Linked DNA regions of Homo sapiens: region 1 is linked to region 2. Evidence: read pairs that join two places in POLR2A ChIA-PET (ENCODE). Cell type or tissue: MCF 10A. All regions are shown on one strand. Region 1 overlaps SLC43A2 (solute carrier family 43 member 2). Region 2 overlaps RTN4RL1 (reticulon 4 receptor like 1).

What was found. ChIA-PET counts read pairs that join two places held together with the same protein. Peaks named below come from ENCODE experiments on the same cell type or tissue, not always from the same donor. Only the 100,000 strongest peaks of a DNase experiment are listed, where the experiment ranks them.
Region 1: POLR2A ChIA-PET joins it to region 2 with 5 read pairs; 4 of 35 experiments call an interaction of 5 or more read pairs at or near these places.

The regions. Positions count from the first base shown.
Region 1 is chr17:1,579,361-1,583,360 of GRCh38, forward strand. SLC43A2 (solute carrier family 43 member 2) reads right to left here. Exons shown (of 14, transcript NM_152346.3): 11 at 3,844-3,976. Among named protein-coding and RNA genes, the nearest start is that of PITPNA, 19 kb to the left of the region's middle. In MCF 10A, no CTCF peak of the experiment used is centred here; no DNase peak of the experiment used is centred here.
Region 2 is chr17:1,980,015-1,984,014 of GRCh38, forward strand. The region is part of intron 1 of RTN4RL1 (reticulon 4 receptor like 1); the gene reads right to left. Among named protein-coding and RNA genes, the nearest start is that of RTN4RL1-AS1, 36 kb to the right of the region's middle. RefSeq lists enhancers at 2,221-3,062, 3,063-3,904. In MCF 10A, no CTCF peak of the experiment used is centred here; a DNase peak (open chromatin) is centred at 1,677.

The DNA of each region.
Region 1 (4,000 bases), 400 kb before region 2:
TGAGGCAGGAGAATCGCTTGAACCGGGGAGGCGGAGGTTGCGGTGAGCCGAGATAGCACCACTGCACTCCAGCCTGGGTGACAGAGCTAGACTCTGTCTCAAAAAAAAAAAAATTACATAAATTTATGACTAAATAAATAAATTATATTAAAGTAAAGGTAATGAATACTCAAAACTCTGAAAACTCATCACTTCCTGGCCTGGTGCAGTGGCTCACACCTGTAATCCCCACACTCTGGGAGGCCTGGGAGGATCACTTGAGCCCAGGAGTTCCAGACCAGCCTGGGCAACATGTCAAGACCCCATCTCTGCAAAAAAATATAAAAATTAACTGGGCTTGGTGGTACGTGCCCGTAGTCCCAGCTACTCAGGAGGCTGAGGTGGGAGGATCACCTGAGCTCGGGAAGTCAAGGCTGCAGTGAGCCAAGATCCCACCACTGCACTCGAGCCTGGCTGATGGGAGTGAGACCCTGTCTCAAAAAAAAACAAAATGAACGAACAAAACCATGGAAAACCTCATCCCTTCCTAATTATTTTACTTGGTTCACTAGAGCCTGTGCACGCATCAGGCTTTCCTTTTTTTTTTTTTGGAGACAGAGTCTTGCTGTGTAGCCCAGGCTGGAATGCAGTGGCACGGCTCACTGCAAGCTCCGCCTCCTGGATTCAAGCAATTCTCCTGCCTCAGCCTCCCTAGTAGCTGGGATTACAGGTGCATGCCACCAAGCCCGGCTAATTTTTGTATTTTTTGTAGAGACGGGGTTTCACTAGGCTGGTCTCGAACTCCTGACCTCAGGTGATCCACCCGCGTTGGCCTCCCAAAGTGCTGGGATTACAGGCGTGAGCCACCGTGCCCGGCCAGGCTTTTCACATCTACTGTAGAAATACCACGTGTCACTGTGACTCTCCAGTTCCACAGTCAGTGGCAACACATGGGCAGCTGGAAATCAGCCACGGTGAGTGCATGTGCACCGTGGAAGTCGGCAAACACTAGAACCAGGGCCCTGCTGACAGACGTGTATGGGCACAGCACTGAGCAAGAGGTTGCTGACCACGGCCTCGAGCTGCCTTTGCCCACCTCGGACTGTGCTCCAGGGTCTCCCAAGCCTGGTCACCCGGCCCTCCCAGCAGGTGGCTGCCCTCTCACCTCCCTCGTGAAGTGTTTCTTCGCTTTTTGTTTTGTTTTCTTTTTGTGGTTTGTTCTGTTTTGTTTGGTTTTGTTTTGGGACGGTCTCGCTCTACACCCCAGGCTGGAGTGCAGTGGTGTGGTCTCGGCTCACTGCAACCTCTGTCTCCTGGGTTCAAGCGATTGTTCTCCCTCAGCCTCCTGAGTAGCTGGGATTACAGGCATGTGCCACCAGGCCCGGCTAATTTTTTTTTTTTTTTTTTTGAGACAAGGTCTCACTCCGGTTGCCCAGGCTGGAGTGCACTGGTGCAATCTCAGTTCACTGCAGCCTCAACTTCCCGGGGTGCAGTGAGCCGAGATTCTCCCACCTCAGCCTCCTGAGTAGCTGGGACTACAGGTGCACTCCACAACACCTGGCTAATTTTTATTTTTAGTAGAGACAGGGTGTCGCCATATTGCCCAGGCTGGTCCTAGTAAAGTTCTGTCGCTGTCTGTGGGAGGCCCCCTGCCCAGGAAGGCTGCTGCTGGCGGACTCCGCCAACTCCGAGAGGCACTTTTTAAGAGCCATCCTCTTGGCCACCAGGTCCCTGTGGTCGCCTTGTCTTCTGTACACAGCCCTGCCATCCCGCTCAGCAGCCAGGACCTGTTCCCAGGAATGTGGGTGGTGGGGGGGCAGGGGCTGCTCTTGGCAGTGTTGAAAGAGGGCTGTGCCCAGTGCCCACACACACACACACACACGCACGCTGTGCAGGCCTCCCCACCTCAAATGCCTTGTTGCCTTTTTACAACTTTTCTTTCAGTGAGACCTACATAAAACAAAAAGATGACTGTCCCCACTGAGCACTGCCCCTCGACTGGACAAGGCGGTTAGGGCAAAGGTCTGCCAGTCTTGCAGAGAAAGCAGCCCAGGAGGCCAGGGAGGGCCGGAGGGATGCAGCACCCCCTGGGGCCGGCACAAATGTTCCACGGCCCGCTGCGCTCTGCACGCCCAGTGTTGGCACGTACACACAACAGTTCCCACGGTGGGGCACACCTGGGTGTTCAACGTACCTCAAGGCCTCCTGTAAAAAGGGAGGGACTCTTACTTCCCTCCTGGACTTGACCCAAGATGCCATCTGGACTCAGGCTACACCTCTCTGGAAGGAAAAGCCACACTTGCGTCCCTCCACCATTTGTAAATTTAGGGATTGGGCCAAAACCTACTGCTAGACCACTTTCACAGACCAGTGGGTGGAGCCAGGCAGGTGACAAGGGCCACCTTACTCAAAATCTCTGTCAAAAATCAGGTTCCAGAAGCCTCAAAAGTTTGGCAAAGAAATTCAGTTTTTTTTTTTTTTTTTGAGACACAGCCTCACTCTGTCGCCCAGGCTGGAGTGCAGTGGCGCAATCTCGGCTCACTGCAACCTCTGCCACCCGGATTCAAGCAATTCTCCTGCCTCAGCCCTCCTGAGTAGCTGGGATTACAGGCATGTGCCACCACGCCCAGCTAATTTTTGTAATTTTAGTAGAGACGGGGTTTCACCATTTTGGATAGGCTAGTCTCAAACTCCTGACCTCGTGATCCACCTGCCTCAGCCTCCCAAAGTGTTTTGGTTTTTTTTGGTTTTTTTTTCTGAGACAGAGTCTCACTCTGTCATCCAGGCTGGAGTGCAGTGGCGCGATCTCAGTTCACTGCAACCTCCGCCTCCCAGGTTCAAATGATTCTCCTGCCTCAGCCTCCCGAGTAGCTGGGATTACAGGAGTGTGCCACCATGCCCAGCTAACTTTTATATTTTCTGTAGAGACAGGGTTTCACCAAGTCGCCCAGGCTGGTCTCAAACTCCTGAGCTCAAGCAATCCACCTGCCTCCACCTACCAAAGTGTTGAGATTACAGGCATGAGCCACCGGCCTGGAATGAAGCTTTTGAATCCAGATATGAAGCCACCATCAAGGTCTTCCTCCACTCTGTTCAGTGTAGAAACCCCGTGAGACTCTGGTGACAGGGGAGCAGATGCTCCCACCAACACCACAGATTGGCCAGATCTCTTTGGACGTCAGATTCCAGCTGCTTGAGCCGATACAAAACAAGGAACTCTACAGCGACCCCACACACTTCCGGGAAATGGCATGATGGTGGTATCCACGGTTATGCAAGACGCCCCCAAAACCAAGACATGCCTTCCGGGGAGGAGTCCCTTTGCAGAAGACAATCCAGGTGTCCAGCTCACCTGCAGCAGCAAGCACAGAGCCTGGCAGGGAACAGGCCCTCCGCAAATAACAAAGGGCTGGTGGGCTGCTCGGTTGAGTGGAATGAATGAAAGTCATCATCTGAGCTGGGCACGGTGCCTCACACCTGTAAAATCCCAGCACTTTGGGAGGCCAAGGCGGGTGGATCGCCTGAGGTCAGGAGTTCGAGACTAGCCTGGCCAACATGGCAAAACCCCATCTCTACTGAAAATACAAAAATTAGCTGGGCGTGATGGTGCGCACCTGTAATCCCAGCTACTCGGGAGGCTGAGGCAGGAGAATCGCTTGAACCCAGGAGGCTGAGGTTGCAGTGAGCCGAGATCACACCACTGCACTCCAGCCTGAGCAACAGAGTTTGACTCTGTCTCAAAAAAATAAAGAAAGTCATCCGCTTTGTTGATGGCTTCCATGAAACATTACACACTTTTGAGTCTTTACATGTTCCTTCTGACTGCCCCACCTCCCACCTGCCCCTCCCACTCCCCACACCCACCTGGAGAGGCAGGTTGGGAATGAGGCAGGTCACCCCAAAGCCCACGAGCAGCAGGTTGGTGAAGGCGAAGGCCCGCATGGCATTAGTGATCTTCTGGATCTGCCGGTCCCGCTTCTTCTTTTTCTTCTCGCCTCTGTGGAGACACAGAACGTGCAGG
Region 2 (4,000 bases):
TTAAAATCCCAGCACTCCTAATCCACTTGGCTCAGATATATTTTTTCTTTTCTTTTCTTTTTTGTTTGAGACAGGGCCTCACTCCGTCGCCCAGCCTGGAGTGCAGTGCCACAATCACGGCTCACCAAAGCCTTGACCTCCCAGGCTCAGGTGATCCTCCCACCTCAGCCTCCCAAGTAGCTGGGACTACAAGCTCGTGCCACCACGCTCAGCTAATTTTTTTTTTTTTTTTTTTTAGTAGAGACAGGACCTCACTATGTTGCCCAGCCTGGTTTGGAACTCCTGGGCTCAAGTGATCTGCCTGCCTCGGCCTCCCAAACCGCTAAGATTACAGGCATCAGCCCCCATGCCTGGCCTGATATGTTTTCTTAAAAAGACAAATTCCAATTCCATAGGATCCCAGGCAGCTTTTGACACTAATGTTTCCATGGGGCTTTTTAAAAGCTTCGGCTATTCGGTGGAGAGCAAACATGTTCACATGCTAACAGTGGTGCTTGGCTCTGCCCTGGGTATTTGCCTCCCTCCCACTTCTTTATAGCGTTCTGTACTTTTCATACTTTCCACAGATGACATATATTACTTTTATAGTAAAAATAAATAAACAAACACAAGAGATTAATTCATGGGCCCGCTCAGCAACCTATTTAAATCCTTATCAAAGTGGAGCATTTGGGAGGCTGAGGCGGGCGGATCACCTGAGGTCAGGAGTTCAAGACCAGCCTGGCCAACATGGAGAAACCCCGTCTCTACTAAAAATACACAAAAACAGCCGAGTGTGGTGGTGTAGCCTGTAATCCCAGCTACTCAGGAGGCTGAGGCAGGAGAATCACTTGAACCCAGGAGGTGGCAGTGCGGTGTGCGGAGATCACACCACTGCACTTCAGTCTGGGCCACAGAGTGAGATTCTATCTCAAAAAAAAAAAAAAAAAAAAGAAGTGGAGCAGAGTTTCCCAGGGGGCCAAAACTGGCCCCTGTCCCTGGCTGCTTCCTGGAGCCACACTCATCAGGCAGGAGGCACTGATGGGGTAAAGTGCTCCACAGGAGCCCCTTGTGACCCACAGGGAGTCACAGTGCAAGAGGCCAGCAGTTTCCTGGGAGCCTCGTGCCTAGGACATTGGCAGCACTTTGGGAGGCTGAGGAGGGAGGATCACTTGAGCCCAGTTCAAGACCAGCCTGGACAACATAAGGAGACTCCGTCCCTACAAAAAAATTTAAAATTATCTGGGTATAGTAGTGCACACCTGTAGTCTCAGCTACCTGGGAGGCTGAGGAGGGAGGATCACTTGAGCTCTGGGGGTCAAGGCTGCAGTGAGCCGTGATCGTGCTACTGCAACTCCAACCTGGGTGACAGAGTGATACCTTGTCTCCAAAAACAACAACAACAAAAACCTAGAAATGAAGCTGACTCCATCTTGGTATTTTTTTCTTTGCATAACTCTGCTTTCCAGAGACTTTAGGGAAAGGGGACTGCTGGGCCTTCCCTCCCTTTTGCCCTGCGGCTGCCTCGTGTGCAGATTGGCTGTGCTGAGGTCTTCCCTCCCTCATGCCCTGTGGCTGCCTCGTGTGCAGATAGGCTGACCTGGTCCACCCTGAGCAGCCTCACACGAGTCACTGCCTCCTTCCAGCTGAGCCTGCTCCAGCCTGAGCTGTGGCTGACGTGCTGGTACACACTGCCCTGGGAGCTGTGTGCCTCAGCCTGGACTGCTGTTCTCCCAGGAAGCTCTAGAACCCACAGTGCAGTGTCTGGGACACAGCTTGTACCCAACAAGCACAGTCATGCATCACTTAATGACAGGGTGTGTTCTGAGAAATGTATCATCAGACCATTTCACTGTGCAAACATCATAGAGTATACTTACAGAAATCTAGATGCTAGAGCCTACCGCACACCTAGGCTATATGGGATAGCCCACTGCTCCTAGGCTACAAACCTGCACAGCACGTGCCTGTGCTGAACACGGCAGGCAACTGTAACACAAGAGTGAGTATTTATGTATTGAAACTGGCCGGCACGGTGGCTCACGCCTGTAATCCCAGCACTTTGGGAGGCCGAGGCGGGTGGATCACCTGAGGTCAGGAGTTCCAGACCAGCATGGCCAGCATGGTGAAAACCCATCTCTGCTAAAAACTACAAAAATTAGCTGGGCGTGGTGGAGAGTGCCTGTAATCCCAGCTATTCAGGAGGATGAGGCAGGAGAATCGCTTAAACCCAGGAGGCGGAGGTTGCAGTGAGCTGAGATCACGCCACTCCACTCCAGCCTGGTGAACAGAATAGGACTTTGTCTCAAAAAGAAAAGAGAAGAGAAGAGAAGAGGAAGCCGGGCGAGGTGCCTCGCGCCTGTAATCCCAGCACTTTGGGAGACCGAGGCGGGCGGACCACGAGGTCAGGAGTTCGAGACCATCCTGGCTAACACGGTGAAACCTCATCTCTACTATAAATACAAAAAAAAATTAGCCAGGCATGGTGGCGGGCGCCTGTAGTCCCAGCTACTCGGGGGGCCAAGGCAGGAGAATGGCATGAACCAGGGAGCGGAGGTTGCAGTGAGCCGAGATCGCGCCACTGCACTCCAGCCTGGGGGTCAGAGCGAGACTCCGTCTCAAAAGAAAAGAAAAGAAAAGAAAAGAAAAGAAAAGAAACTCTGGGAAGGGGCAGTTCCACAAACACCGGGCCCTCGACGCCGTGCAGGAAGCCCTCCCCTCCTGCATGGAGGTGGACCGCCAGGCTCCCCGACAGCTCCAGGTTGCTGGGTAACCCTGAAAATGGAGTGAGGAAAGTTCGACAACTTGCTGACCCAGAGGAAGGAGGAATGGGGTGGCTGAGCAGGAGGTAAAGCGAACCTCAGGGAGGGGCAGCGGCTGACAGTCACTGTGTGCCACAGGCTGGGCTCCCTTTGCTGTGAGCTCCTTGAAGGGCTGGGTTTTCCCCAGTTCTCTCTCAGGCACCCCGCAGGGCAGCAACCCGCAAACTGGGCAAGTGCCTCTGGGGGGCCATTTGGTGGTGGAGCTATGCTGAGACCTCACATTCTTCTTCTTCTTCTTTTTTTTTTTTTTCCTGAGACAGAGTCTCGCCCTGTCACCCAGGCTGGAGTGCAATGGCGCCATCTCGGCTCACTGCAACCTCCACCTCCCAGGTTCAAGCGATTACAGTAGCTGGGATTACAGCTGGGATTACAGGCACCCGCCACCACACCCGGCTAATTTTTGTGTTTTTAGTAGAGACAGGGTTTCACCATGTTGTACAGTCTGATCTTGAACCCCTGGCCTCAAGTGATCCACCTGCCTCAGCCTCCCAAAGGGCTGGGATGACAGGCGTGAGCCGCCACACCTGGCCGAGACCTCACATTCTTCTGAGGATACTTGTCCAGTAATGACACCAGCGGGGGCCAATTGACAGTGATACTAACAAAACATCCGCAAGCCCTTCCCAAGACGCTGCACCTAATTCGGGAACGAGGTTCACTGCAGCCTTCGCCTCCTAGGCTCAAGCGATCCTCCCACCTCAGCCACCCGAGCAGCTGAGACCATAGTCACACAGCACCACGCCTGGCTAACAGCTTCTATTTTTTCTGTAGAGACGGGGTCTTACCAGGTGTGTCCAGGATGGTCTCAAACTCCTGAGCTCAAGCGATCCTCCCACCTCAGTTACCCAAGCAGCTAAGACCATAGGCAGGCACCACCATGCCTGGCTAACATTTTCTATTTTTTTTGTAGAGACGGGGTCTTACCCAGTGTGTCCAGGATGGTCTCGAACTCCTGGGCTCAAGCAATCCTCCCACCTCAGCCTCCCAAAGTGCTGGGATTACAGGTGTGAGCCACGGCGCCGGGTCCTGAACCTAACTCCGTACTCATGACTCGTTTTCATAACGGGGTCCACAAAACCTTTAGGCTCCACCCAATCCGGATCGGAACCCTGCTCCCTCCCGGCTGGGACATGTAAGCTGGTTTCCCCTGGTAGAACCAGGCTGGAATAAGGGCTGGCCGGAGCCCTGAGGCCGAGGAA